Regions from separate parts of the Homo sapiens genome. Here region 2 is linked to region 1. A link is a loop called in an ENCODE intact Hi-C map of the cell type or tissue named here. Cell type or tissue: CD4-positive, alpha-beta T cell. All regions are shown on one strand. Each heading gives the region's core, and the rest is flanking DNA. Links, peaks and the distances in the headings are about the cores only. Region 1 holds the start of LOC107985345 (a long non-coding RNA gene). Region 2 overlaps TSHZ3-AS1 (TSHZ3 antisense RNA 1).

What was found. A loop is a pair of places that touch in the nucleus more often than their neighbours do. Peaks named below come from ENCODE experiments on the same cell type or tissue, not always from the same donor. Only the 100,000 strongest peaks of a DNase experiment are listed, where the experiment ranks them.
Region 2: it touches region 1 in a loop (4-fold over the local background); 2 of 110 quality-filtered maps call a loop at or near these places.

The regions. Positions count from the first base shown.
Region 1 is chr19:29,721,224-29,736,855 of GRCh38, reverse strand. LOC107985345 (a long non-coding RNA gene) reads right to left here and starts at 12,723. Exons shown (of 3, transcript XR_001753891.3): 1 at 12,573-12,723; 2 at 11,778-11,833; 3 at 475-1,509. RefSeq lists enhancers at 5,945-5,994, 6,115-6,164 and a silencer at 8,125-8,319. In CD4-positive, alpha-beta T cell, for the core only: a CTCF peak has its summit at 6,200 (motif pointing left); a DNase peak (open chromatin) is centred at 6,195.
Region 2 is chr19:31,348,597-31,364,228 of GRCh38, reverse strand. It overlaps TSHZ3-AS1 (TSHZ3 antisense RNA 1), which reads right to left. Exons shown (of 3, transcript XR_002958388.2): 1 at 15,312-15,632. It overlaps TSHZ3 (teashirt zinc finger homeobox 3), which reads left to right and starts at 14,793. Exons shown (of 2, transcript NM_020856.4): 1 at 14,793-15,049. The coding sequence starts at 15,010. RefSeq lists enhancers at 8,999-9,642, 10,585-11,084, 11,085-11,586. In CD4-positive, alpha-beta T cell, for the core only: a CTCF peak has its summit at 6,964 (motif pointing right); a DNase peak (open chromatin) is centred at 6,998; H3K27me3 peaks cover 2,500 bases.

The sequences.
Region 1 (15,632 bases), core at 5,261-7,760:
AACCAAATAGGAGGAGTCCGACTACAAAATTAGAAGAGACAGATCAGGGAGACTGCCGGCCCTTTACAAATTCTCCATCCTTCTCACCTATCACCCTTCAATCCCAAGACAGGTCAGCAGACTCCATGTGGGGCTCTGAGTCCAGTAAGCACAACTAAGCCAGGCAACTTCTTTTATTTTTATTTTTATTTGAGACGGAGTCTCACACTATTGTCCAGGCTGGAGTGCAGTGGCACAAACTTGGTTCACTGCAACCTCCACCTCCCAGGTTCAAGCGATTCTCCTGCCTCAGCCTCCTGAGTACTGGAATTACAGGCATGTGCCACCATGACCTGCTAATTTTTATATTATTAGTGGAGACGGGGTTTCGCCTGTCTCAACCCCCAAGTAGCAGGGACTACTGCGCCTGGCCACGGGCATTCTCTTATACAACCACAGTTCAATTATGAAAATCGGGAAATACCGATTGATGTGGTATTAATAAATAAATTTATTTATTTTGAGACAGAGTCTTGCTGTGTCATCCAGGCTGGAGTGCAATAGTGCAGTCACAGCTTACTGTAGCCTCAGCCTCCAGGGCTCAATGAATTCTCCCACCTCAGCCTCCCAGTAGCTGGGACCACAGGCGCATATCACCACACCTAGCTAATTTCTTTTTCTTTTTCTTTTTTTGTTTTCAGTTGAGATAGGGTCTCACTATTTTGCTCAGGCTAGTCTCAAACTCCTAGGCTTAAGTGATCCACCAGTCTCAGCCTCCCAAAGTGCTGGAATTATAGGCATGAGCTGCCACGCCTCGGCCTTGGGTACTTTTGAGCATACTTTGCATGCATACAGGCTGTCTCGGGATAGTTTGCACAGCACACTGGTGCACTGTTGATGACATTATGCTACCAGCATATGACACAAGCACCCCGGATGTCCTAGGAAGAAGACACGTGCAAGCCAAGGGCAGGGGCTAAAGCCCAGAAACATTCAGAGGACTGGCACATTGGCAAGGTTGTTAGGGGACCCAGTGGTCTGACACATGCCAGGACAACCCTTGTAAAGGAAGGCACAGGCAGTGGCAGCTTTCCTTCAGCTGCACTAGGGAAGAGGCACAGTGCTGGGTGCACCACCTGGGACATTAGAAGTAGCATACTTGCTGATACTTCTCCCATACGCCTATTAGACAGCTTGGGAGACTGCCACTCGGAGTGGAGTCTAGGGCAAGAAACGGCTGGCCAGGAGGTCTAGGCTGTGAGAGGATCTGCTCTTCCACTCAAGCTGCACAACCCAGAGGAGCCAAAAGTAGCAGTCTTAGAGTCTCCTATGATGAAGAAGGCTGCCATGCCAACCCTCTGCAAGCTTCAGTAGGAGAGGTGCAGGGTAAACCTTTAGCCCTTGGGAGTGCGGTGGTGCCTTCTGCTGCCGAGAACTCACCTCAGTCTGAGACTAGCTCCTGCCGTGCAGTGGGTCCTCGCAGAGACTCGGAGACTACCCACAGGACAGTGAGTGACTTTGTTCCTGGAACTGATTACAGTGAGACCCATTAAGCCATAGATTGGGAGGACACAACAGCAACACATCAGCAGTGAAAATAATGCATTTGAGCTGGGCACAGTGGCTCAGCCTGTAATCCCAGCACTTTGGGAAGCTGAAGAGGAATAATAATAACATGAAGATGCATAATATGTTAATGCAATATTTTAAAGAGTTAAAATTAATACAAAAATCCATGATGAGCAAAATATTAAAATTTCAAATAGAGACAGGATCAGTAACTGCTGTGCCGAGCCATATTGGTGTCTGAGACAAAAGGAAAAATCAGTACTACTGACCTATGGAAATGGCACTAGCGTGCCAATCATTGGACTTACGTTAAGGTCTGCCAAAAAGCCTCTCCTGCAGAGGAGGCACCTAGCAACTGGGTGGACAGGATGGTTCATCCTCTGGGCATCAGCCAGCATCAGCCACCCCACGGCAGGGGAAATAGATAGTTCCATGAATGGTGTGGCCATGGTGGCAAAAGTCAAGGGAGGCATGAGCCCAACACAAGTTCCCTCTTGCTAGAGATGACCTGGCTGCTGCCGCTACTGAATGCCCTACCTGCCAACCACATGGACTAATAATGAGCCCTCAAGATGGCACCATTTCACAAGGAGATCAGGCAGTCACAGTGCAAAGTTCATTATATGAGACCCCTTCTGTCATTGATGAGACAGCGATGAGTCCTAGCAGAGTGAACACCGACTCTGGATATGGATTTTCCTTCCTTGCAACAGTGCCTTCACTGGCATCACCAACAGAGCACTTACGGTCGTCTCTGATTTATTGGCAGGGGATTTGAACAACACTGCCTCAAGCCAAGGGGTCTGTTTTACAGCAAAGAAGCTATGGCTCCAAGGTTCCTCTGGAAGCAGCAGGCCTACAAGAACATCAGGATGACCTGTGCCAAGGCTATGCCAGGGTGAAAGCGTGAGCCCACACCCTGTATAATTGGGATACTATCCTTGAAACTGTGGTGTACGTGCCTTACCAAGAGCAGACACATGGTGCTATGATCCCAAAAGCAGAAAGACATGGGGCTGGAAACCCAGGGGGTGGCGGGGGGAGTGAGATCGGCTGCTCTCACCATCACTCGCAGAGACCACCTTGAGAAATGTGTGCTTCCTGTGTCCACAGCTTTGGGTGGGGCTCTAGCAAATTCGACGTCTTAGTTCTTGATGGGGGAGGAGGAGCGGAGAGTGGACTCCTCCACCAGGGAACATCACCAATTCTACAGAACTTGAAAATACAAATACTCCCTGGTCCTCTTGGGCTTCTCAAGTCAGTGGGCCAGAGGCAATTAGCAACAATTAGGATAACGGAGTTTCTACATGCAAAAGAATGAAGAGGTAGCCCCTACATTATACGGTATAAATGTTAACTCAGCATGGATCAATGACAAACATCAGAACTCTTACAAGAAAACATATAGGTAAATCTTCACGACCTTGGATTTGGTAATGGATTCTCAGATACGACACCAAAAACATGAGCAAAGAAAGAAAAAGAGACAAATTGGAATTCATCAAAACTAAACACTTTTGTGCATGAAAGGACATTATCAAGAAACTGAAAAAACAACCGATGCAATGGGAGAAAATATCTGCAAATCATATATCTGATAAAGTTTTAAAATCAAGAATATATAAGGAACTCCTACAACTCAATAACAAAAAGACAACTCAATTAAAAATGAGTAAAGGATTTGAACAGATACACATCCAAAGAAAATATACAAATGACCACAGGAAAGTATACTCAACATCGCTAAACACTAGGAAAATGCAGATCAAAACCAAAATGAGATACCACCCCACACCCATTAGAATGCCTGCTATATATTAATAAAAGAAAAATGAAAACACGATAAACTAAAAATAACATGTATTGATGAGAGTGTGTTGGTAAGAAATTGGAATCTTTGTGCACGGTTAGTGGGAATGTGGAATGGTGCAGCCAGCCTGGAGAACAATATGGCAGTTTCTCAAAAAATTAAACATAGAATTAACATAGAATCAGCTACTCCACTGCTAGGCATATACCCTGAAGAACTGAAAGCAGGACTCAGAGACATCCATGCTGATGTTCACTGCAGCATTATCCACAAGGGCCCAAAAGTGGAAACAAGCCAAGTTGCCATTAACAGGTGAATGAATAACAAAATGTGGCACGCCTTGTACATACAATGGAACATTATTCAGCCATAAAAGTGCATGAAGCTTTAATACATGCACCACATGGATGGACCTTGAAAACACTATACTATGTAAAATAAGTCAGTTTCAAAAGGACAAGTATCATATCATTCTACTTGTTTGAAACATCTACAAGAGACAAAGTAGCAGAGAAAGTAGGCTAGTGATTACTAGGGGCTGAGGGGAGAGGGGATGGGGAGGTGTTGCTTAATGGTTACAAGGCTTCTGTTTAAGGCAATTAAAAAGTTTTGGAAATACATAGTAGCAATGGTTGTCCAGCAATGTTCATATAACTCAGGCCACTGAATGAACATTTAAAAATGGTTAAAATGGGCTGGGCATGGTGGTTCACGCCTGTAATCCCAGCACTTTGGGAGGCCAAGGGGTGGGTGGATCACCTGAGGTCAGGAGTTTGAGACCAGCCTGACCAATATGGTGAAACCCCGTCTCTACTAAAAATACAAAAATTAGCTGGGCATGGCTGCGTGTGCCTGTAATCTCAGCTACTCCGGAGGCTGAGGCAAGAGAATCGCTTGAACCCAGAAAGTGGAAGTTGCAGTGAGCCAAGATCGCGCCCCTGCACTCCAGCATGGGCAACAAGAGTGAAACTCCGTCTTAATAATAATAATAATAATAATAATAATAATAAAATGGTTAAAGTGGCACATTTTATGTTGTGTGTATTTTACTGCAATAAAAAAAGTACTGATTAAACTGGCAGGAGAAACTAGTTCTGATTATTGCAAGGAGATAGAGTTGTTTCTCCATGAGGGATGGATGAGTATGTTTGGGACTCAGGAGAGTCACTGGGCTGTCTCTTAGTATCTTATTTATTTATTTACTTATTATTTTTGGAGACAGGGTTTTGCTCTGTTGCCCAGCTAGAGTGCAATGGTGCAATCACGGCTCACTGCAGCCTCAACCTCCTGGGCTCAAGCGATCCTCCCACCTCCGCCTCCTGAGTAGCTGGGACTACAGGCATGTGCCACCACACCTGAATAATTATTTTTCTTTAGAGATGGGGTCTTGCTCTGTTGCCCAGGCTGGTCTCAAACTCCTGGGCTGAAGTGATCTGCCTGCTTCAGCCTCCCAAAGTGCTGGGATTACAGATGTGAGCCACTGCGCCCTGCCTTCTTGGTGAATCTTGAACCTGCAATTAGATAAAATAGGCAGTCACAGCAGCCAAGGGCCAACCAAGACAAAGCTCAGGAAAGACTCAGAAACTGCAGGGGGGAAGGTGTGGTCACCTCACCTGGCACACAACTTAAACAAGCCAAAGTGCTGGCCAAGAGTGAGGGACATCTGGAGTGGTAGGTGCAGGAGGGAGACGATGAATAGCAACTGTAGTTTCATTCACAGTAGGATTTCCGCAGGCCTCCCCCTTGAAGACCTGGTGACAGGTTGGATTTGATGCAGGGCATGCCTGAGTCTCAGCGGTCCAAGAGGGAGATGATCAGACAATCACGGGCACCGCCTCGCATCCTCCTGGCCTCCGCTGATTCAGCTATGGCAGTGGTGAGCAGTTTTGTGCAAGCTTCAGCTCATTTGGGCCTCACAGCACCTTGCCTCAAGCATGCTGTTTGCTTTGGCCCCAGGGCTTCCTGAATGCTGTGGCATGGGATGGCAGAAAGAGCCCATTCAGCATGCAAACATATGTTCAGCCCGAAGGTACGGGGGTTACCGTTCCCAGGGAACTCTCAGCAAATGGGGGAGAGGCAGAAGATTCTGAAAGGTCTTCTGTCTACTCAGCAGTCCGCGTGGGACCGAGCCCTGGGTGCCTGTAGAGGGGACCAGCCTTGGTAATCCACCCTTGTGTTGGCTTGTCCTTCACTGTGTCACCTTCCCTGTTTCCTCATCCTGCTTCCTAAAATTGCCTCCAAACTCCACCTTCCCTCAGAGAAGGACTGAAGTAGGTAAGTGGAATTTAGTATCAGGTTTGTAAGGGTGAGATCGCAAAGTACTTAAGATACAAACACAAAGTGTCTATCCTACAGACCTGGGCTCAGTCCTTTTTTTTTTTTTTTTTTTTTTTAGACAGGACTGGAGTGCAGTGGCGTGATCTCGGCTCACTGCAACCTCTGCCTCCTGAGGGTTCAAGCAATTCTCCTGCCTCAGCCTCCCGAGTAGCTGGGATTACAGGCACCAGGCTAATTTCTGTATTTTTAGGAGAGACAGGGTTTCACCATGTTGGCCAGGCTGGTTTCGAACTCCTGACCACAAATTATCCACCAGACTTGGCCTCCCAAAGCACTGGGATTACAGGTGTGAGTGAGCCACTGCACTGGGCCACAGCCAGTGTTGAAATTCCACATAATCACAGACTAAGTTAAAATTTCAAATTAAACATATCTGGATAATTTCATCATAGCAGAAATGGTGAAGGGGTAAATTCTGGCAAAGTGACACGCTCAGTTTGTTAGGTTACAATCGGGAGGGCAGCGTCTTGAACGCGCTCCGGCGCCCATGGTCCCTGGATTTCCTAATCTATAGCACCCTCTAGTGTTAGCTTTGCTTCATGTCCAGAGCTCAGTGGTAAAAGCCTGAAATTCTGCCTCTGCACAAACCATGCTAAGTGGAAATTTGTGACAGAAGAGGCTCCTTTTATTGCTTTTTCTCTAAGGAGAAGTCATCAGGTGCTTAAATCTTTGGAAATAAATTTGTGCCACCTGTATGTTTAAAATAAAGTATCATGCTTTATGCTTCATTTGTTCTTCCAACAAGTAATTGTTGGGGGTCCCTGCGGTCTGCAGAAGGCCCCATGTTGGAGCAGGAGGTTTTAAATGAAAACGCTGCACATTTTCACAGATGAACAGGGAAGGAGGGTGTCACGCCAATGTCCAAACGGGGAAGTAGTTGGCCGGTGCGTGCAGGGGAGAGAGCTGCCACCGTTCCCCCTCAGTCCCACCTCAGAATTCATCATCCTACCTGGCTCGGAAACAGATTTGGGGAGCATAAGCTCTCTTTATAGTTTGCCCCACAATCAATTTCAGTGCATCTGTGCAGAGTGACATGAACTGTCCTAAATGTCTTCTAAAATAAAAAGACACCTTTGCCTCACTCGGGGCTTCGCAGCATTAAATGTACTTGGGTTAAAGGCTTCAGCGTACTCCAGTGGGGGCGCATCTTCCTACACTTTGGATAATTCATATGCATGAGAAGACATCGTCATTTTCGGTGCAGTTCTGAAAGGAAGTATTAAGGGCGAGAATTTGATTTTAAGTGAGGGAAGGGGAAAAAAAGGTGTGAATTTAGCTCCAGACTCTGCAGAGGATGAAAGAAGATGTTATATTTCTGTTTGAGACGTTGCAAATCACTCTAGAGTGCCCTCTGAACTTCTCCCTCAGCCCACCTGTCCACAGAATGGCTGGGATTCACTCCACTCTCCAGGATTTACTGTCACCTCTCCCATCCACAGTCTTTTAGGAACAGACCATCTCAGACAGCCCCTAAAGTTACCGCATGGACAACAAATTGTTCTGCAAAGTGATAGCATAGAATGCACCAAAACATCTTGAAAGAAACTTACTCAAGATGTGCTTGTTTCCTCAAGATGATATTTTATTTGTTTTAACCGGCAGTCTTGTGGGTATATATGTCTATGTTTAGCCAAAATGAAAAATGCTCCTAAAATAAAATCTCAGAAACTTTGACCAGAGTGCTTGTATGTTCTAAGGGGGAAAGAGTGTTGCATAATTCGTTACGGGGGCAGACTAAACCTTCCCTCCACTTAGAAGAGTGGGGCTGGGTGTGGTGGCTCATGCCTGTAGTCCCAGCACTTCGGGAGGCCAAGGCAGGAGGCCAGGAGTTCAAGACTAGCCTGGGCAATACAGGGAGACTCTGTCTCTAAAAATAATTTAAAAATTAGCCAGGTGTGGTGGCATGCACCTGTAGTCCCAGCTACTCAGGAGGCTGAGGTGGGATGATCACTTGATTCCAGGAATTCCAGGCTGCAGTGAGCTATGATTATACCACTGCACTCCAGCCGGGGTGACACAGTGAGACCCTGTTTCTAAAAAATAATTTAAAATAAAACTAAGTAGAAGAAAGATGGGCACTAAGCCTAAAAATTTGACCTCACTAAACATAAGGTGTTAGTTCAGAGCTCTGGACCCCAAAAGCTGTGGCCTGGAGTGGGTGAGTGTTTTATTGTCCCTGATATGGGAAAAGGAGTCCAGGAAGAGGCTGGTCCACAGATAAGAGAGTAGCAGGAGACCCTGTAAGATGCTGAGAGCCTGGCTGGGCCCAAGTAACTCTCAAGAACCAGGAGGTCTCAATATTCCCTTCCAGGCACCTGGTGAGCCACGCCGCTACATTGAACCCTCACTGGCCACTGTAGACCCAACAGTCAAAGTCTGTGGCACCAACACCTTGTGTTATAGAGACTTTGGGGAAGTCCCCGAGAAGGTCTGGAGCTCCCAGTTCATTTGGGCCAGGCACACTGAACAGAGGGAGGGCTGGAGGAGCTGAGGAGGGAGGCGAGGAGGCGAACCCTGAAGAATCAGGCTTTAGAGGCTCCTGATCAGGAGAAACGCACAGGTGGCTCTTACCACCTCTCTCAGCAACCTTTAGAGATTCCGGGCTGGTGTCTGCTAGCTTAAAAATCACTCATTTAAAATAATTAAAAATCATTTAGAAAAGGAGGGCTTTATTTCTCATATAGAGTTACAACCTGCAAGGCAGCCACCCTGACTGGCTAAGAAGTGTAGTCTCCAGTAGAAGCCAATAGGCAGGCACTTTGAGGAAGGGTGGGAGGGGATAAGACAGGAATTCAAGCTGAATGGGTTGGCCAGGTATACATATTCAACGGGATATAGGAAGAGCTATGAATATTCTTGGAAGGAGGCCATACACATGTGTGATAAGCAAACATGCATGTTACACACATCCCATGTTCACCTTGGAGTGGAGAATACACATTTAAGTGTATTACAATCGGGCTGTAGACGTCAAAAGGTGAATCAGGGACATGAAGGCATTGCACAGCCTCTGTAAATGGGCAGAACCAGGCCATGGTCAGTGGTCTCTTATCAGGAGAAAGTTACTGAATCAGCCTCTTGTCCAATCAAAGCTGCAGTTCTGGCTGGTGGAACGAGGGTCAGTTAGTGTCTGGCAGCGGGCGAACTGCAATTGTTTTAATATTACCTATCTCCAAGCCATTGGCTTGTTTAGCTGCTAGAGAAAAAGAAACCCCTTGCGGCAGCTGGAAACTAGTTTATTCTTTAAGTGTAGGGGTGTGTGACTTAACCCTTCCCTGATATGGCCCTTAGGTCCTGGTTATGATTTGGTATCTTACTGTCACAGAGTCCATTCTGCCAGTCTTATGACCTCTATTTTATTTTTATTTTTTAGAGACAGGGTCTCAGTCCATCACCCAGGCTGGAGTACAGTGGCGTGATCTCGGCTCACTGCAACCTCCACCTCCCAGGTTCAAGCAATTCTCCTGCCTTAGCCCCCTGAGTAGCTGGGATTACAGGCACCCACACACCCGGCTAATTTTTGTATTTTTAGTAGAGAAGTGGTTTCACCATGTTGGCCAGGCTGGTCTCGAACTCCTGACCACAGTTGATCCTCCCACCTCAGCCTCCCAAAGTGCTGGGACTACAGGCGTGAGCCACTGCGACCACCATGACCTCTATTTTAACATGAATGCTGCTCATTTGTGTTTAAGCCACAAAAGGGAGTGGGTAGAGCGGGGTGTGTCTGACCTCCCTTCCCATCATGGCTGGGAACTCTGTGGTTAAGTTTCCTCTGGGGTCCCCTTGGCCAAGAGGGGGTCTGTTCAGTTGGTTGGGGGGCGCTGAGGATTTCATCTGTAGTTCTCATGTTTCACTGTAAGTAGACTGAGGGCTTAAATCACTTTTATTTGTTAATGTTAAGGGGGACGTCCATTAAACCTGAAAGACTTGGGGACACCAACAAGGCTGATAGCCATTAGATAATTATTATTAATGACAGTCATTAGTGATACCAATTATGTACCAATCATTCCGGGCATGAGAGCTACAGGGATAAATAAGACATAACAGCCTCCTCCCTTGTGGAGCCTGCCTTCTGGGAAGGGGGAGTGTTGGTATTCCATGAAAGTGTGACAATATCAAAACAGGCACAGTGGCTCACGCCTGTAATCCCAGCACTTTGGGAGGCAGAGGCGAGTGGATCACTTGAGGTCAGGAGTTTGAGACCAGCCTGACCAACATGGTGAAATCCTGTCTCTCCTAAAAATACGAAAAATTAGTCTGGCATGGTGGCGGGTGCCTGCAATCCCAGCTACTTGGGAGGCTGAGGCAGGACAATTGCTTGAACCCGGGAGGCAGAGGTTGCAGTGAGCTGAGATCGCAGCCATCGCACTCCAGCCTGGGCGACAGAGTGAGACTCCTTCTCAAAAAAAAAAAAAAAAAAATCTTATTTTTTGTCTGTTGTTCTACTAACAGGTTTGGCTTGCAGGAAATCTGCAATGCCTGGGACATTTCAGATTTGCAATTTAGGGAGGACCAGGGTGTACAGACCTCCAACCTTGGCACTCAGAGCTTAGTCTCCTCCCTGACTTTCCCTCTTTTTTTTTAAATTGCTTTGTCATCCAGGCTGGAGTGCAATGGCACGATCATACCTCATCACAGCCTTGAGCTCCTGGACTCAAGCGATCCTCCTGCCCCAGCCTCCTGTGTAGCTGGGACTACAGATGTGCGCCACCATATCCAGCTAATTTTTTATTTTTGTAGTGACGGCTCTCTATGTTGCCCAGTCTGGTCTTGAACTCCTGGCCTCAAGCGATCCTCCCACCCCAGCTTCTCAAAGTGGTGGGATTACAGGCGTGAGCCACCAAACCTGGCCTGTACTTCCCATTTGGCAGCACTGTCTCGATAGTATTGTAGCTCTGGTTGCTGTGTTCATGCATACACTTACGTTTTCTTTCTCTGAAAAGTCAGGGATGCCAGAAGGGGACCTTATCTCTCTTGGCTACTGTTCTATTCCCCAGTCTGAAGGGGGAGCTGGCACTGGGAAGGCCCTGAGTCCATGTTTGTTGTCTGGGAATACCATTAAAGGTAACTGACCACTTTTGTTTGCATTGACTAGAAAGACAAGAAATGATGGCTTTAGCTGTATAATACTCTCCTCCTCCAGGCACTTGCAACAGCCCTACCAAATCATATTAATGATAATCACTCATGGTAACCAGTCTCTGAGTTGGACCCAGTGATCCATGCCTACCAGCCTTCATGCCTCTGTGCAGTCCCAGCCACATGGACGAATGTGTAGGGGTGTTGCAGTGATGGTGTGCAACCTTTAAGCCAGATCATGAAGACGCTGTGGCTTCTGCTTGGTTGTTTGGATCCTTCCCTCTGGAGGATGCCAGCTTCCTCATCAAGAGGACATTGGAACAGCCTGTGGAGAGCCCCACATGCTGAGGCACTCAGGCCTCATGGCCAACAGCCCAGCCACATGAGAAAGTGGTCCTCTGGGAAGCACATCACCAGGCCCAAGCACCCCTTCAGATGACTACAGCCTCAAGAGAGGGCCCAATCTAGAACCGCTCAGCTACAGCACTCTCAAATTCCTGACCCTTGGGAGCTGTGAGAGAGGACATTGGTCTTAAGCCACTAAGTTTTGCATTTGATATGCAGCAATAAATAACAACTACAGTGATACTGATGTTGTTCCTTAATAATACCAATTAGTGATGATTTCTTAGTCTTTTTTTTTTTTTTTAAAGAAATGGGGTCTTGCTATGTCTCCTAGGCTGGAGGGCAGTGATGCAATCATAGCTCACTGCAGCCTCAAACTCCTGGGTTCGAGTGATCCTCCTGCCTCAGCCTCCCAAGTAGCTGAGACTACAGGCACAGGCTACCACACCCGGCTAATTTTTAAATCTGTTGTAGAGACGAGGTCTCACTATGTTACCCAGGTTGGTCTTGAACTCCTAGGCCTTCCAAAGTGCTGGGATTACAGGTGTGAGCCACGATGCCAGGCCCCACATTATCTTTTTTAAAAGATGCAATATAAAACCTTAGCAAACAGTGTGCTCGCTTTGCAAATGCAGCTTTAAGAGAAGCCCCTTACCTTCCAATTGCATCGTTGCCCCCGAGTCCCTCCTACGCGGAAATCTGGTGCTTTCACTGTAAGAAAAGCAGGCATAAGAAAGTGAGAGGGTTGAAGTTCTATTTATTGCCACAGTCAAAGGGGGCAGCCAGAATAAACGCAGGGTTTCCGGGGAGTTAGCTGTGGAGCGCAGCAGAAAGGCCGCTGGGGTCTGGCTGGGAGGACAGATTTCCTTGGCGCGCTGTGCAGCCTTCCCAGAGGATGGGAGCCGGGGGGGATGGGGGGCGAATTATTTCAATAATAAAGGAAAGGAAGATTTTTATTTTAGGTCAATAAAACAAAAAACTCGACCATAATTCGTTAATTTTATTGAAATGGCATGCAAATTACTTGATGAAACTTAGCAGAAAAGCGGCTCGGTGCAAACAACGAGCATTGTTTGGGAGCGCGTTTCCCGTTGGTCTCAAATCCACATACAATATTTCCTTAGTGCTTAATTATTTCCCCACTGCTCGCGTCTGCAGGGCTGAGCCCTTTGTCTGGCTCGCTTTGCACGCGGCGGGCAGCAAGTGCGGCGCCCTCCCCCGCGCCCGGCACAGATGGGGCCCCGGGGCCTTTGTTTTAGGGGTGGAGCGACAAGATCTGTAAAGCGGGCGCTCCAGGCTCGGTGCACGTGCTGCGGGCGCGGGGGTCCCCAGGCCACCGTCCCCTTCCTTCCTCCGCCCCATTGTCTGCCGGCGTATGGGAAGCCGCTGCGCTCCTGCCGTGCGAGCGCTGTAATCTTTGAGGTTTCTGCAGATTTGTGGAGGAGCTTACTTGACAGCAATCTCTTGGCGTGCTCAGATCACTCTGCAAGCCTCTGGCACACGCAGGGCCGCCGCTAAAGCAAGGGCCTCTGGTACCCCGGGCCTGCCCCGCGCAGCTCCCCCTGGCAGCTCCTCCAGCAAAGCACCTCAGCACCGAAAAATAAAATCCTACGGCGGGGATTTAGACCAGAGAGGAGTGAGGGTTTGGGGCCTGGCGCCTGCTTGAGCCTCGGGTAGGGGAGGGTCTTCCTTGGCTACTGGGTATGCTGTGGGCCCACGCTGCACCCCTAAATTCCTGACCCACAGGACCTGCCAAAGGTAATCCATCGCCCCAAAGTCACCCTATTCGGGTGGGATCTCTGCTTTCATAACAGAGAAGGGTCCCAGCAAGGGGACTGAGGAATGAATGTGTGCAAAACACTGGTTTCATTCTGAAGTCAGAAGTGTGGTTCCCCCATGCAGCTGGAATTTTGCAGGGACGGCCCGGCTATAAGATGGGTAATGCATGTAGAGTAGGAGGGAGGGCAGACCCCAGAGACCCCACCCCACTGCAGGTGAAACGCAAAAGAATGCCTTGCAGATTCCAAGGTGCCCACTCTTCCCGGCGCTCCAAACTATCAGGATGTTTTCCGTGCTGGAGGAGTCCCTGACATTTCCTCCTCTCTGATTTTCGCCATATTTACAACGTGTGTGTGTGTTTACCTTCCTGGACTTCCCTGCCTTCCAAAGGCGCTCTGCACCCAGTGCAAATGCCCTCACCCTCAGGGCCCTCTCAGGTCTCCCCATCTCTGCCAGCCGTGTGTTAAGCGAAGAACAGAGGCTTGAAGGCCAAGAGCCCTAGATTTCTGTTCTGATTGTGTTACTGACAGTGTGATCAAGGGCAGGTCCCTTCCTCTCTCTATTTTCGGGGTAGCCTAAGAAATCGTCTGAGAACTGGAGGGGCTCTGTCTAATCGAAGACTGTGACTGCGGAGCCTCGGTTCTTTGCAGGGCCCAGAACCCGCCCCTCCATCAGCAGTTCCAGACTCTGAGCCTGGGAGCGTGCATTACCAGGAACATGGAGACACGGTGGCTACACGTGAAGGTGGGTTCTGATGATGCTAGATTGCTGTGGGCAGATATTCTGGGACTTCTCAGAGCCCTGAAATCCTTCCTTTGTGGAAAAGTCAACTGGGCCGAAAGTTGGACCTGATGTCCAAGATTTGAGGGTCACCCTTCCCCACGGGTGGGGTCTCTTGGAGGGGAAGACCTTCACTGTTGGAGTCAGCAAGCCCATTCCTGAATCCCAGCTCTGCCTCTAGCAGCTGCGGGTGTCTGCAGCCTCTAATTTAACCAAGAAAATCTCCAGCCCCCTGCTTTTCAAGGTGGAGCTACCACCTGAAATAGGATGTGACCTAGCCTGAATGTGCCTAGAAGTTTCAGCTCCTCTGTTTTCATGATCACTAGTATTAGTGTTTCATGATCACTAGTATTTACCTTCTCAAAATATAGTTTGTCAGCCGTGTGCCGTGACTCATGCCTGTAATTCCAGCACTTTGGGAGGCCAAGGTGGGTGGGTCACTTGAGGGCAAATCGCTTGATGTCAGGCGTTCAAGACCGGCCTGGACAACATGGCGAAACCCCGTCCCTACTAAAAATACAAAAATTTGCCAGAAATTGCTTGAGCTTGGGAGGCAGAGGTTGCAGTGAGCCAAGATTGTGTCACTGCACTCCAGCCTGGGTGACAGAGCGAGGCTTCGTCTAAAAAAATAAAAAATAAAAAGTTAGCCAGGCATGGTGGTACACACCTGTAGTCCCAACTACTAGGGAGGCTGAGGTAAGAGAATTTCTTGAACCTGGGAGGCAGAGGTTGCAGTGAGCCGAGACTGCACCACTGCACTCCAGCCTGGGAGACAAAGTGAGACTCCATCTCAAAAAAAATTAATACCAGGGTTATGGAGACTTCTCCAGCAATAATGAAAGAAATTTTGCAGATATATAGAGACAATCTAGGTGACATTCTTTTTAAAATTGTGTGCACCACAGGCTAACAAACAAGCAAATACCATGGGTGACTTCATTTATGTACACTGGAGCGAAAGAGAACATTCTGCTATAGAACAAAACCTCAAACAGACCAAAGCTCCAATAGAAGAAAAGACAAACCACCCCCACCCCAAATTCAAAGCTGCCTTAAAGTAAAACTAGTGGGAGAAAGAATTTGCATCCTCTGAGCAATTTGAAATAAAAACTTCAGAATCATAATAGTGACTCTACCATAATTTTCTGTAATAAAACATCTATTATAACAGATATGGCAATACAATAAAAGTCCTATTGTTCCAGAAACTGTATTATAACTGAAACAGGATAATTATAGAAATACTTGCGTGAGAATTGCATGTTCAACAGAACCATTGAAAAATCATTCTTCTCAGACTGAAAATAAGTCTTCCAGGCACAGAAGAACTCTTCAGTGAGATCTGAAATGCAAGACAAGGTGGATTTTTTTTAAGTCTTTTATAGCAGCTTGACCTTCTAAAGTCTCGTCAGGGCCATCTGTAAACTCCAAGGCCCCATCAGCCTCCAGCTCTGAGTTCCACACTTTATTTGGAATACTAACATCTATGAGTAGATTTTTAAGTAGGGCATCTCTTTATATTCTTTCAATAGACAGATTTTCGGGTGAATCTTGGCTCTATCGAGTTCATTTGTAAATTCTAACTTAGAATTTTTAGCTTTTTAGAACAGTTGACCTCTGGAACATTTTGTAGAAATCCCATCCTATGTGGAAGGCATTGCTGATAGTACCACCCTCCCTGTTTTATAGTTTACAAAGCACCTTTCAGTTTTTATTCCTCTTTGAATCCTCACAATAATCCCAGGTTGTTGAGAGCAGGGATTCTCATCCTGATTTTGTATTTGAGAAAATTGAGGATTATCTGTTTGGGAGCAGGGGCTGGGGGATTTGTCTGGAAGCTGTGTTTGCAGTGTAAGCATGCTGTTTTTACTTAGTTTGTCTTTTTTTTTTTTTTTTTGCTGTGGCTTTGGGGAAACTGATGAGAATTAGTGAGGAACCAGAGGGCCTGCAA
Region 2 (15,632 bases), core at 5,929-8,428, 1.6 Mb before region 1:
AAAAAAAAAAAAAAAAAAAAAAAAAAAAAAAAAAAAGCCAGGTGTGGTGCTGGGCACCTGTAGTCCCAGCCACTCGGGAGGCTGAGGCAGAAGAATCACTTGAACCTGGGAGGTGGAGGTTGCAGTGAGCCAAGATTGTACTATTGCATTCCAGCCCCGGCGACAAGAGCCAAACTCTGTCCAAAAAAAAAAAAGAAAAAAAAGAAAACGACTCTAAATCTTTTAAAAAAAATTTTTGAGATGGGGTTTTCCTCTGTCACCCAGGCTGGAGTACAGCGGTGCAATCACAGCACACTGCAGCCTCAACCTCCCAGGTTCAAGTGATCCTCCTGCCTTAGCCTTCCAAGTAGCTGGGGCTACAGGCACATGCCACCATGCCCAGCTAATTTTTAAAAAGTTTTTTGTAAAGATGGGGTCTCACTATGTTGCTCAAGCTGATCTTGAAGTCCTGGGCTCAAGCGATGCTCCTGCCTCAGCCTCCCAATGTGCTGGGATTACAGGTGTAAGCCACCACCACACCTAGCCACTGTTCCAAATCTTGATGGCAGTGGTAGTTATGTGATTTTGTGCATTTGGCAAAACTCAGAAAACTGCATCCCAAAAAAATGCATTTTATTATATGCAAATTAAAAAATGAATTTAAAAATATCCTATAGGCTTGGCAGTAAGCATGGTGGTTGTTTGAGGTTGCCTCCTCCCCATACAGTACTCATTTTGTCCTACTAGGAGTGCTCAGTAAGGCGTCAGGGCATGGCATTCACTGCAGATGCCTCCTGCTTCATGGACGTGGCCCCTGGAAACTGAAGGGTATGACTTAGATTACATGGGTCAATGAAAAGTTTTCTATTATTCTCTTCCTTGTGGAATGTGGACAAAGAAGCAATTAGTTCCACTCGCCATTTGTGGTCCTCTTGAAATCATAAGATAAAACACCTTGAGGATGAGATTATGCCGAAAACGAAGCGAAGAGTAAGAAGGCAGAGCAAACTGGCTTCCTGTTAATATAATGGAGCCATAATCTACCTCTTGCCAATTTCCTTAAGCCAGTGTGAGCAGGGGGTCGTATTTCTCACAGATAAAAGCATCCTAGGAAATATAGTGAGAGATGTCACTGAAACATTTCTGATCTGATCCACTGTCCCAAACCAATCTGAAACAAACCTGGGCAACAGAGAACTTGGGTGAAATAATGTGAAACATATATGCAACGGATAATGGCAGGACTTGAACAGGCATCTCACAAATAAGGCATTCCCGATCACCACGCAGATATAAAAAAGGTGCTCAAACTCATTAGTAATCATGGAAATGCAAATTAAACACAGTGAGACAGCAACCACAGCCGCTAGATTAGGAAACATTACAAATACGAAGAAACATTGCTAACAATATCATAGGCTGGCAAGGATGTAGAACAATGGGAACTTTAAAAACTGCTTGTGGGAGTGAAAATTGACACAATCATCTTGGAAAACAGTTAGAGCTGCAGATATGCAAACTCTGACCAAGCAATCCCACCCCTAACTATATATAAATAGGAGATATTCCCCATGTGAGTTATGGCATAGGAACAAACATGTTCGCAGCGGCATTCTTCATGATATCCAAACAATTGGGGGGAAAAAATCCTAATGTTTTCATGAAACTAATGTTTTCATAGTCTAGAACCTTGACCATGAACCAGCAACACAAATCCACATGGTTAAGTCCGAAAAACAATGCTGAGTAAGAGAAACAAGACACAAAATAATTCATACAACATGATTTCATTTATGAACATGACCAGGTATACACATCTAAATATTAAAACTACAAAGTAAGGCAAGGAAGTGATCATTACAAAAATTAAAAATAGAGGTGGCCTCCAGGAGAGGGGACTGGAATTGGGAGGTGTCGGGGGGTTTCAGGTGACTGAGTGTTGTGTATGCAGGTATTATTTAAACCGTACCTATATGATTCACACATTCTTTTACCTTTTGATGTATCTCACACACAGAAATGTAGGAAGACAAAAATCAGATTGCAGGGAAATTCAGAAAACCAGTCTGAAGCCAGGAATGTGCAATGAATGACCCTAAATCATGCATTCTAGAGGATCTGGCCCCAAAGAGAGACTATCTGGATGGCTCTACAGAGTGGTCACAAGCTTTGCTTCGCTTCATTATCATTTAATCCAGCCAAAGGCCTGTTAAAGGCTTTTGCTTTTAAGTAAAACTTGTCTCCTTTTAAAAGTGCCAATTTTTGGTGCCCTGTAATCCCAGAACTTTGGGAAGCTGAGGCAGGTGGATCACTTGAAGTTAGGAGTTCGAGACCATCCTGGCCAACCTGTTGAAACCCTGTCTGTACTAAAAGTACAAAAATTAGCTGGGTGTGGTGGTGCATGCCTGCAATCCCAGCTATTCGGGAAGCTGAGGCAGAAGAAACGCTTGAACCCAGGAGGCAGAGGTGAGTGCAGTGAGCCGACATTGTGCCACTGTGCTTCACCCTGAGCAGCAGAGCAAGTCTCTGTCTAAGAAAAAAAAAAAAAGTACCAATTTTCTCTTTTAAGTTTAATAAGAGTGTTAATCTTATAGAGTTCTCTTACTCATTTTTTTACACAGTTTAGATCAGATTTGTTCTCTACATGAGTCTATAGAGACTTAAGGTGAGCTACTCTATCCAACTGTTCCTTATTTGCCCGGAGAGCCTTTATCTTAAAAACTCAGTCATCAGAGCAAGAAACATAGCAGACCACAACCCAATGCCTCTTGAATAAGTAAAAGTATTAACACATCTTCCAGAGTCCAGGCATAAACTTCATGCAGTTTCCTTGTAGAAAATACCTTCCTGCTCTTATTTGAGCCTATTAACTCTACTCTTATTTTAAATATAAATCTAACATGCTCAGCCATCTGTTTCCAAGAATACATCAGCTAAGGAAGGTAAAAGTGAAGAAGGACTGCTCTAGCCAGTGACAGTTAAAAAGCTCACACTGTGAAAGAAGAGAGAGGAAAAAAACCTCTCAATTCTCCTAAGCTTCTGGAGGCATTTATTGTAGAGACAGCAATGAAATGTTGAATTAGAAATTGACCCAACCCCTTCTGTAAGAAATCAGGAATAAGTACAGTGCACCATAAATAATTGCCATCAAATATTTAGCAAAATGTGTTCAAAAGAGTAAGTTTAATATCTATTTTCCTGCAAAGGATAAGTCATTTTGTGAGAAGGCTAAAAATGTCCATTGAATCCAAGTCCCAATGAGTATATGTGCATGCATAGATACAAATATGTAAATACATATGCACAAGTACATGTACCTGTACACAGACATATATGGGAAAATATTCACTTATTGTGCGTGTGGCCGGGGCGTTGGATCCCATTAAATAATTCTGGATTTGGTTGGAATTCACCCCGTTAGCTGAACAATTCCGGAACAACTGCATCCTCAGCACAAAATGACCTTTTCATCAAGTTACAAAACATTAAAGGTTAAAGGATGTTTGAAAGGAAGTTAATACTTTTAAAACATTGGGAGAATGGCCATCTTTTCAGAGATCTGACCAAAAATGTGAAGGAAGCATTGGACGGCCTTTCTGGCAGTTATTTGCGGGCGGGTGTCACACGTTTGCACTGCCTGCTCCTGCTGAAACCATGAATGAACCTACCTCCTTAGGAAATGAGATGAGATGGGCCTGTGCTCCGCATAGCACAGGAGCTCACGAGAGGACTCCTTAGCAGGCTGGTTCCTAATTGCAAGTTTGAAGTCACATTTCTTCCTCTCAAGAGTGGTGATGGCAAAGAGAGCAAATCAATGAGACTGTCAGATTTTCCCGCCTTCTATTTTCCATCTGACCTGGATGGTGCAAATTCCAGTCGCTACTAACAGGGAAAATAGAAATATCAGTCACCAGACCCCTTCCTCTAATGAGCTCACAGAAAGGCCCGGAAGAACCTGACTTATCAGCCCTGCAAATGCCCAATCTTCCCAGAAAGTCAGGTGGACTGCATGCTGCCTTCAGCCATTCTCTCCTGTCTTTCTTTTTCACCACATTCTAAGCACCTGCTTGTAATCTCAGGTGCATCCAGGCTCAGCCCAAATATAAGCCTTTATTTTCAGGGTGGTCTGGCCCTGTGGCCACCCTGCACACCAACTTAATGGGGTACCATTTATTGGACAACTAACATTCTTCACCAAGCTCTCTGCCAAGGCATGGACACACATAATCCCAGATGAGTCTCACAAGTGCCGTGGGAAGTAGACTCTACTGTGACTTGCCCACGGGCACACGGCTAGTGACACAATGCCTCTTTCAAACTCTGGTCTGACTCTGAAAGCTTCCAGAATGTAGTCCCAAAAACCCATGGGTTCAAGGGGCATCTCTATTTCTCTATTTTTTGTTTTTTTGAGACAGGGTCTCACTCTGTTGCCCAGACTGGAGTGCAGTGGCACTATCTCGGCTCACTACAGCCTCAACCTCCCAGGCTCAAGCGATCCTCCTGCCTCAGCCTCCCAAGTAGCTGAGATTACAGGTGCATGCCACCATGCCCAGCTAATTTTTGTATTTTTTGTGGAGAGAGGGTTTTGTCATGTCACCCAGGCTGGTCTCAAACTCCTGGACTCAAGTGATCTGCCTGCCGCAGCCTCCCAAAGTGCTGGGATTACAGGCATGAGCCACCACAGGGTCCATCCAAGGCATCTCCAATTTTGATGGAAGGTTTCCACAATGAATTCCTACTTGGTGTTTAAGATGGAGAAAGCTGTCCTGTTTTAGAGATGGAGACAAGGTTCAAAGAGAGGGAGTGACCTGCTCAGGCTCACTGGGTTACTTATGGGCCAGAGGCTCAGCACCACAGTTGGAGCTTGCATTCCCCCGCAAGGTACCGCTTGCTGCACATATATCCATCTGCGGGGCACACCCACTGTGGGTGTGATCCTTACAGTTACTCACTGATACCTATCTCCTCAGATAAACTGACTAGCTTCACTCTCTTGGTCCTTCACCTGTCATTTACTTCCTCATTCACCGTGCACAGTTCAGCTGAGATAGGACTGTATGCACAGCTGGATGACAGCCAGCCTTCTACTTCTTTCCTGCTTTCACTGCTTACCTTCTTGTCCCTATATGGGCTCTAGATACAGCATCCTCAAGGTGGAGAAAGAGAGAGAGAGAGAAAGAGAGAGGCTTGCATTTCTGCACATTCTAGACAGGAGTGACTCTTTAACGAATTTCACTGTTGGAGGAAGACTCTGGTCCATTTTCAAGTCTCAGGTGAGGCCTGAGGATGGGGAGGAGGAAGGAGGGCTCCCGGGTTTCCAAGATAGGTTTCCCTGCCCTGTCGTATAAGTTGACTCAGCCATCTAGGAAGGGTCCTACTCCTTCCTTAGGCCTCCTCCTGATGGGAACCCCACCCCAGGTCCTAAAATCAGCCAGGATGGAAGATTCTCTTAGAAAGTAGAGAGGCCCCTTTTGTACCTCTGCCACCAGCTGTTTACCCCATGCATTCCCATCAAGACTGGGGCCAGACCCTCTTCTCTTCAGCCAACACACTCCTCAAAACTCCAAACGATATAAAAGCCTTCTTAGGAATTAACATCCTTTGGGCAACATACTTTGAAACTATTGATAATATATATAAGGTGATTGAGAGTAAAAATTCACTCTCTCACACATGTGTGTTCAGCACCTACTCTTTCCGCTGTGTGTATTTACACACAGTTAGTGAGCCAGCCTGGGCCAGGCTCTGAGTGGTCCTATCCCCAGGTTCTCCTTGGTGAATGGGCAGGGGAGACTGGCTGCAGATGAATGACTTGCTTTGACTATGTCTGGGGAAGAGGTACTGAGAGGGCTGCTGACTGGAGTGCCGACCACCTCCCGCAGACCCTTTTGGCTGGTAACAGAGATGGGGATCGAGCATTCCCAGAGATAGCTAGGAACCAACTCCAAGCCCTGCTGAGCTGGAGAAAGAACAAGGTGTTCAGCATCCCACAGCAGAGTAAAGAAAAGCAACTGCACTTCTAAAAATTCTGCTTTAAAGGCAAGTCCATGTGGTGCTACAGTAGCTCTAACAGGCACAGCCTAGGGATCTGGCATGGGATGGAATATGGGGTGGGGGAAGGGAAGAGATGATCAGCGGACAAGAGACATCCACTGTTCTTTGGCTCCCATGCAAAAGTCCCCGTTGAGTCAGGACCTCCAGGAAGAGCTGGGCCTGGTTCTGGTGGAGTCAGAAGTGGTCTCATCACCGAGCCAATCTCCCCCATGTGAATCTGCCCTATCTTCCTGGCTGAGCACCTACCTAACCATGGCCAGCGCCTTATGCCTTATGTATATCCCTTTTTGCCCCCTCACTGGAGCTGCCTTGAGGCCTGGGTGCTTCTTCCAGAAAGCATTTTCCCAGGTGAGAAGTTCTGCCGTCTGAAGCCAGCCTCCAGGCACTGCCTGCCCCTGCCTAGGCTCCCACAGCTTACCCAAGGTTTGGGGCTCCAGGCAGGGTGCCCTCCAGAGTGCCCTGGCCTGTGAGGGTGCAGGGTCGTTGGCTCAGGGCAAGATGGAAAGTTTGATATATCTGCTCCACCATTTCATTATCAGAGGGCCTTTGGGAAAGCTGGCCATGTGGTCTGCGGTGGGCAAGAATCTTGTCTTAAAGCTAAGTCAACAAGAGCAAATACACGTTTTTAACTTAAGTGATGGGTTTGTTAGGGGAACCTAGAGAAGGTGGTTGGGCGAAGGAGGCTGGAGCCTTTCTGAAACCCCTCCTTGGGGTCACCATCCACTTCTGCAATCCATCAACACTTTTAAGGGCAAGAGGCATGCGGAGACGCTGCTGTACGCCTAGTCAACGAGGCCAGCCGGAAAGCCTCCTGGGGCCGCGAAGCACCACCCAGACCCCACCATCACCCCTCCCAAACCCCCTTGCATCCCAAACCCCCAACCCCCCATCTCGTCTTTTGGGCCAGAGCGGCCGCCCGCGCTGTCCCGCCTCCAGAGGGCGCTGACGGAGAGGTGGTAGCGCCCGCTCCCGCCGCCGCGCCAAGGGGCAGCCCCAGGGACTCCACCCCTACTACCGCCACCCAGCCTAATTTGAATATTTCATTGGCTGCCGCCAGTCTGGTCAATTTATCATGCAAATGTGGGTGCCCTCCGCGCCAGAGAGGAGCCATCGCCCGCGCAGGAAAGCGGCGCCCGATTGGTGGCCGAGACAGCGGCATTTGTAATATTTTTCTTTGGGCATTAGAGTCATTTACCAATGCCATCCCCGCAACTCCAGGCACTGAATCACAAGCCACTTAAAGGGTTTTATTGGCAGCTTCGAAACTTCTTAACATGCTCTTTTATTTCAAACCAAGTGTCAACCTATTTCTGACCTCCCTCCCTTCCCCTCACCTAAAAAAGCTGCAAAAAACTCCAAACTACTTTGTTCCCTCACTATTTGCACGCGGTAACAGCCTCCGTCTTGCCACAGGTAGAAGGACTGGACCTGTTTGGGGCTAGCACTTGGTAGACCTTAAATAAATAACCTTTGAGAAGTCTTATAAAGGTGGAGGAGGGACTGTTGGAAGAGAGGCACACAAAAAGAAAACAGAAAAAGAAACGAAGAAAGAAATGGGGAAAAGAGAAGAGGCGGCAGAAAAGGGAGAAGGCAGAATTTAGGACTGCTCTGCAAAGGAGGAAAATCTTGGTGTTATCAAAGCCCTGGAGATCAGAGACTACCTGCATGCTATATTATCTAACCCTTCGGGCCACCATGTCCCCAGTCACCCTGGCCCTCCTATTGCCGAACTAAGGTGATATCCATCAAATTTCAAGAAACAAAAACGTGAAAGAATGAGGCCCCCAGAGTGTTGTCCCTCTCTTTTGTACCTGCCCTGCAGAAACTTAGGCTCCGTCTTCCCCGTTTGTAAATTGTAAATTTAGGGACAAACACAAAACCCTAACGTTGAAGACAGAGGAGAAAAGCAATGTAGGAAAGAAGAACTGGGAAACGTGATTATTCCTGGTCTTGCAAATTCCCTGGCCAGTTAATGAGGTCACCAGCCTCAGAAAGCTGGGCTATCTGGTCGGCTAAGACCTGGTGGAATCCTCCTCCTTCAGGATTCCAGCATTCAAAGAGCTGGGGTTCAGAGCCGCATCAGGTTGCCCACGTAATGATTCAGATACCTGCAGTGCGGGGCAGCTGGCGCAACCACACGGGAAGAGTTGGGCACCCCTGAGCTACAACTAGCAAATAGCTGCTCGCTCCCGACCAGGGGTGAGCCCCTAGGTGGCTGCAGCTATCTCTAGTGTAGGGATCCCCCCACCCTTATTTTTAGCTCTGCTTAAATGGTTTCCAAAAATCCATTTCACCCAAAGTGGGGTGGCGGTGGGGGTGGGGGTAAACCACGCCACGCTGCAGCGAGGAATTCGTGAAATTCCCAGCGCAACCCAAGTCGACGCGTGGGATTTGATAAAAGGGCATTTCGCCTGGAGTTAAGCGCTCCAAACTGAGTTTAATGTGCATCTGTCCTCCTTAGACTGAAATACAAAGACGTTTTATTTTCTTTATTTAATCTTCGCTCTCCTAAAAAAAAAGTTTTTGAAAGTTCCGTAGATGATTGAACGAAAGAGAATGAAGGAAGAAAGAGGTATCTGAAGATGTGAGACTCAGAGCACTGGAAAGCTTGGGGAGAGGGGAGGGAGCAGAAAATCGCCATCTCCTGTCTTGGGAAACCCGAGAAAGTGGCCGCTATGACTCACAGGACCAGAAGGTGGGTTTCTAGGCAGACCTGGTTTCCCTCTCCCCACACGCCTGTGATAACCGTACTCCTTCCTTCCTTCCCTCCCTCTTTTAGGTGTATTGTTAAGTGGGTCTTTTTTTTTAAGGTGTTTATAACTGCCTGGAAATCCTAAATCGGAAAAAATGAGGCATTGGAGAGGGGGACCTGCAGGCTGTGGCTTCCTAGACCAGGTCGGCTTCCACCCCAAGTTCTCCCGAATCGAGTGGTGCCCAGGAGTTAAGGGTGGGCCAGACAGGGGCACCAGCTTCCACCCTGCTCTGCCCTGGCCCCGGCCCCGGCCCCGCACACTCAGGCATCAAAGCTGCCCCGGGAAGAAGATCGAAGGCCCCTTTGCCTTTCAGTCAGGCGGTCCTCGTGGAAAACGGCAGCGGCATGCAGTGGACACAGTCTGCAAAGTTGAGCTACATCTCTGTGCCCCAAGCCACAAGAAATTTACGAAGTAGCAAGCTATGCCTGGTTGGAGGAGGGCTGGGAGTGCGTACTCTGGTGTGACAATGCGTGTGTGTGCGCCTGTTTTGGGAGTCGGGGAGGCACTTCACCTCCCCCAAACCAATTCTTGACCTTGGGCCAAGAGAAGCCCCCTACTTCTCTCCAAAGATTGTACTCCCACCCCCAGCTCCCATCCAGGCACACCTGACTCAGCTCTCCTGAGGCCCCACAGAAGTGGTATTAATATACTCTTCTGATTTTCGAAGGTTTATTTCACGTCAAAACTGGAAAAGTTCTTGGGAGAATTTACAGACAAAACATCTGGTTCGTTAAAACAAAGCTACCGGTAAAAGAGAAACAAACTTCGCCGCCGTGTAAATGCACTTTTAGCAAACAATTTACCACCTGGCGAGGGCCAGGGTCCCTATCCTTCCTGCTTGGGCAGGGGCTGAGATTCCGGGGCCCAATTCCTGGTTCAGGTGTGCAGGTGGCAAGCTTCCCTGAACCCAAGGCACCTCCTCGACACTGCCTAGCCCAGAATGTGGTGTGGGGAGGCGTGAGGAAGGCGAAAAACCCATATGCCAGCATTCCAGGTGAGTGCAGGCAGGAGGGCACCCACCTGGTGCCTCTCTCCCCTGGTGCTGCCCAGCCCTGGGCTCCCTAAAAGCCTACACCTTGGGCAAATGCCCTCACACTTTGAAAGGGGGTACAGCCTCCCAGAGGGTACTACTCAGAGTGCCCAGTCCCTCCAGGTGGCCCAAGCCTCCCTCCGAGAACCTCTCCAACATCAAGGCTTAAGCCCTGGGTGCCTGGGACCTGAGCCCACTCTAGCTCCTCATCTTGTAATGGTAGCTTTGAAGACAACTTCTTTCCCTTAAGTCTTTTCCCTCAGTGGCCACCCCAGATAAGGACAAGACTTGGCCTTCTTTGGGTCGAGTTGTCACCTACTGCCCTCAATCGCCACCTTAAACACAACCTCGGCTGCCTCCCGGCGGTGGTTTGGCTACTCCTTTCTGGCACAGACTTCGTGACTTTGTGTGGTGTGTTGCGAGCCAAGTGCCCGTCCCCACAGCACACACCTGTTCCTAGCCTTGCCTGCATGTGACTTTTTTCTTTCTCTCTCTCTTTTAAAAACTTATCCGGGCAGAGCTCCCGGTAGCTAAGGTCATGAATGATCCTGGGGTGGGGCACAGGTAGCTCTGGGGACAGATGTCCCGATTTCCTTGAGTTCAAAAAGTCTGAGGCAGATTTCTAACCCCTGACCTGAAGCAGCTTCATTTGGGAGCTTTTCTACTGATTTTCTACTGATTACATAGCACCACTATGGAGGAGGAGCGGGATTCCACCGGGCCTGAGGTGCAATCGTGGGGGTCAGCACTGCCTTCATGGCCCTGGGGGATGTTTGGGGATCACAAGGTTACCACCCAGCTATTGGGTGAGCCAGCTGGCTGCCATGCGACTGCCAGTTTCTCCAATGGACATTTGCACCTCGGTGTTTCGGTGAGTCGTCCCACCGCCTTTGCTCATTTTTCCTCCTTCTATTTTTAGGGTTTTTTTTTTAATGTTCCCGGAAAGGCGGCACCTCCCAAAGGTGGGGACATCTCACTGGCCTAGGGGCTTACTTTTCAGAGTGACTCAGGCGGGTAGAAGTTACTAGGGCTGGCAGGGCCAGAGCCTGTTGTTTTTCAAAGATAATCTGCAACTCTGAAGAGTGGGGTGAAAAGATTTCTACACAGTGTACATTCTACAGAATTCTAGTTTCTCCGCGGGCGCAGACTTTTCCGCCCTCTAGTCTAGCGTGAAAACAGTTCGACCACTGGATGTGGGCGGCGAAGCCCGCACCCTAGAGCGCGGTGTCTCCCTGCAGGAGGGAGCTCCAGCCCGCGCCGCCGCGGCCGCTTCTGGCCTCCTCGGGAACCGAACCGAGCATACCTCAGTGCTCTCCTAGAAGCGGCTCCTTTTCCCCTTCTTACTCGCGAATGGCGAAATGAATAGCCGCGCGGGATTTTACCCGTTTGTGTAGTGGACTCTGAGGGGGCACCAGGTACCGAGACGGAAATCTTTGCGGTAAGAATAAAGTCAGGTAAAACGCCTGGTACAGCCGCCCTGCAGATGTCCCAAGAGTAGGTCCCCCGTACACTCTTCCCATTAAGTTCTTAGGGGGAGGACAGGGAAGGCCCTTTGGTCTGGCTGGATTGATCAGGGAGGTATGCGCATATGTTTGCCCTCTGGACATTTGGGGAGGGGTTATGGGGGAGTTGAAGGCAAGAGGCAAAATCAGGTAGAACAAACAACTACAGCCAAGAGCGGCACTCTCGGGGAATGGGCACACGGAACTCCGCGCAAACCTCTGGCTTCTCAAACCTACAGCCCTGCCCTTTCTCCCTTTGTAAACAAAATGTGAATTACAGACTTACTGCCATCCAGACACTATTTCTCCCTAAATCTGGCCCTTAGTTCTCACTGGGATCCACGTTTTCCTCCGCTCTCCAGCTCCTCTCCATCAGGCCATGTCACACACAGCAGCCAGGCGGGGCCAAAAAGTTTTAGCGCGAGACCTCCTGGCTAAAACCTGGCCAGCGACCTCGACAACACATCCTAGGCCCAGGTGAAGGGGGTTTAAGCCCTTGCATCCAGGTAGCTTCCGGTTCTGCAGTGTGCTTGGTGCGGATTTGGGAAGTCTCCCTTCCTTCTCTCCTAGCCACACCCAGCCCACACAAGGGCAGAGAAAACCTGGTGGAAAATAATGACTCGGGCGACACTGCCCCTCTTCCTTCAATTCCATCCCTACAATGGTCTGCAAAACTATTCATGTTTGGGGGTCCAGATATTAAGTGGGGGTGGGTACATGTGGCTGAAAGAACACAGATTAGGCCTTCAGGCTGTGCCAAGCCAGGCCGGGGGCCTTTTTGCGTGTCCCGACATGGCAGTATGGTTGCTGCGTGCACTCCGCATAGCCCGTGTTGTGCGTGGCGGGCTGTCGCTGCAATGTGCAGCCCATTGACACTGATGGATGCGCCAATGGTTGGACGGACAGATGTTAGGGCGGATCGCACAGCGCTCGGCGCCTGAGCGGGGGAGGGCCAGGCAGCGACCCAGCGGCGGCGGCCGGCTACGCGGAGACCCGAGTTCAGGCCGCGGCCCGCAGTGGGAGGGGGCCGAAGGAACAGAGGTTTGCAAGAACAGCGAGGGGATGGAAAGGAGGAGAAAAGCGCGACCAGGGAGAACTACACGCTTCCGTGTGCGGCGCCCCGCGCTGTGCACACGCCGCACCGGGCGCGCCTAAGTGGGAGCTTCGAAGGTGAGCTGGGAGCCGGCGGGAGCTGACCCCGTGCGGCGCAACCCGCCTCCAGGCGACAGGAGCTCAGCGCGGCCACCAGAATGGTGAGGCCGCCGGCGGTGTCGGCCAACTCACCGTTTCCTCGCTTGCAAGAAGCGTTTCACGCTCCACGGCCGCGTCTCCCCGGCCTGGAGGAGTAGCGGTTCTGGCCTCTGCGGCCGCGGGCACCCAACGCGCACGGCGCCTCAGCCCCCGAGTCCGCCAGCCCGAGAGCCCCGCCGCAGCCCGCCTCGGACTCCCTGCCCCGCCTGGGGTCCGTACCCCACAACTCCGAGCGCTCCTGCGCGCGGAAAGGCGCTGGAGGCGGCTTTATAGCCGGGGAGGCCAGCGGCGGCGCATCTGCATCCTGGGAGACGTCTGGACCCAGCCCAAGCCCGCAGGCTGGGCGAGCGGAGACTTTTGATCTTACCGTGTGGGTGAGATCACTGTCTCCCGGTCTAAAAGAAAAGAAAGCATGCTGTGAACTTTTGAAACAAACTTGCAAAAACAGTCGTAGAGAAAAAATAAAAAGGACACAGGGCAGAAAAAGAGGGAGAAAGAGACTAAAAAAAGAAAAAGATAAGGGGAGGGGGAAGGAAGGAAGGAGAGAAGGAGGAAGAAGTCTGGGGTTTGCTGCTCCAGGAGCGCTCAGGCAGCCGGTGCTGGAGCGCGGGGCGCCCGCCCTCGCCGGGACTGTCGGCCTCGGGGCCTGCGAGAGCGCCAGAGCCCCAGCCGGCGCGCCCGGGCGCAGGGCCGCCTCGGGGATAGTGGGCCCGGAGGCCGCCCCCGCGCTCCAGCAGCCGCCGCCCGGCAGCGCCCGGAGCCGGCCCCGGCGCGGCCGCCCCATTCCCGGCCTGAGAGCTGGCCCAGGGAGACGCAATCGAGCCCGCAGCGCATCGATGCGCCGCCGCCCGCGCCGCTCGGGCTCCGGCTCCCGCTCAGCCGCCGCCGCCCGGGGGTCGCCCGCATGAGCTCCGGCCCACCCGCGCCCTCACCGCCGCCCGTAAGTGAGCCCGCGTCGCCCCGCCGCCCACGCCGCCCAGCCAGCTCCTTCTTGCCGCGGCCAGTCGGCCGGGCCGGCCCGGAGCCTCAGCGACCCCGATCACCAATCAATAATCAATCCCTCTAGTCCAGCAGCCCCGGCAGGCCGGGCGCGGGACACGGCGCGGCGGCCCCCTAGGCTCTCGGGGGGAGCCCCTGGCGGGGGATGGGCAGGGGAGCCCGGTTTCCTTCTCCCGCCCCCGTCCCGCCCTAGGATCGGCCCGCGCCGTGGATGGGGGGCGCGGCCCGGCTCCCGGGGGCGAGGGGCGGGGTGGAGGGACCCTGATCATCCCAAAGTCAGGAGAGGAAACTTGAAGGAACCCCCTCCCACACCGACCCCCGGGACGGGCCCAGGAAAGTTTGTCCGGGGAAAAAAAATTGGGGGAAGTGGCTACGGCGGGTCCTGGGGGAGGAGCTGGGTGGCGCGGGGTCTGAGGGCTGCCCCCACCCGCCCCGGCCCGCGCCCGCCTCCTCCCTGGAGGGGGCCTGCCCGTGGGCTCTGGCTTCCCCGGGGGACGCCAGCCCCGGCCCGGGGACCACGCTGGGGGCTCCGGAGTCGGCGGGTGGAGAGGAGTGCGAGCCGGGTGGGGCAGCTGGGGGGTGGCTGGGGACGAACGCTGGGTGGGAATAGGGGTGGGGGGTAACGAGCGCCCCGGGACGGGCTCGGCGGGGCTGGCGCCGCGCCCCCGCGTGTGCGCACGGGGCGGAGGCGGAGGGGCGGCACCCCTTTCGCTGGCGGGGCGGGGGTCCCACGCGGGCCTGGGGCCGGGGGCGGGGGCGCGGCGCCCCCGCGGGCGGGCGATTGACACGATCATCTCCTTTTCCTTTAAGCTTGCCTGTTGCCGACGCCGCCGCTCCAGCCGCGCCACGGGCAGAAGACTGGACCGCCGAGCCCCGGGCCGCGGCGGCGGCTGCGCGTCCCCCCGGATGCCGTGACCCCCGGCCTAGGGGCGGGGGCCGGGGCAGTACCGGTCCGGGCCGCTCCCGCGCTCCTCCTCCCACCGCTCTGCCCGCCCTCTCCCCGCCCCCCAGCCCCGAACCCCGCGCACCTCGTCTGGGGACGGGGCGGGGGGGGGCAGGGCCGCCGCTCCTCCCCGCCCCCTCCTCCTCTGGCCTCTGGAGCGATTTGTCAAACTTCCCATTCCGCCGGCAGCGCGGTCCTCCTCCTCCTCCTCCACCTCCTCCTCCTCTGCCTCCTCCTCCCCCCCGTGCTCCTCCCTCCCCGAGCCTCCCTCGCCCGCCCTCCTTCTTCCCTCCGCACGTTCGGGGTTCGCGGCGGAGCGCGGCGCGGGGGGGACGCGGAGAGCCTGGGCGCAGCAGCATCCTGCGGGCGGCCGCTCTCCGGGGGGGAGGCTGAGAGCAGGCCCGCCTCGCCCCCCCGCGGGCCCGCCGCCCCCTCCCTCCCTGTCCTCAGCCCGGCAGCGGCGGCGGCGGCGGCAGTGGCAGTCGCCGGAGAAGCATCATGCCGAGGAGGAAGCAGCAGGCGCCCCGGCGCGCAGCAGGTACGAGCCGCTTCCCCTTCCTTCTGCTCTCCTCCTCCTCTTCCTCCGCTCGCCCCGCGCCTCCAGCGGGCGCGACCCCGCTCCTCGCCCCGCTCTTCTGCCCGCACTGAGTAACTCCGGGCGCCGCTCTCCTGTTTGGGTGCGTGCGCCCGCCTCGGGTACCGGGCGCCCCCCGGACGCCCCGCCGCGCTCTGCCCTCTTCCCTCTCGCACCCATTTGGGGAGCCGCTCGCGGAGCGCGCTGAGCCGCGCCAGGTCCCTACCTCCTCAGCTCTCCGGCTGCAGAGGGAATGGGAAGCAACCCCGGCCTGGCTCTTTCTGTGGGTGGCGGGCGGGGTCACCTGAGTTCCCCGGGACATCTTCCGCGTCCTCCGAGCGGCCGACCGCCGGGGGACTGCCTGGTGTCCGCCGAGCCAGGGAGCGCGAACGAGTGAGCGAGCCGGTCCCCTCGGCCACCTTAGTACTAACACGATTGATTCCTCATTTCTTGGGCCCAAACTGGGCACAGCGGTGGAACCCGGAGCGCACAGGGTCTGGGTATTGTCAGATGACTGTCAAGTCCATGTTAGATGCTGGCGTTTCCT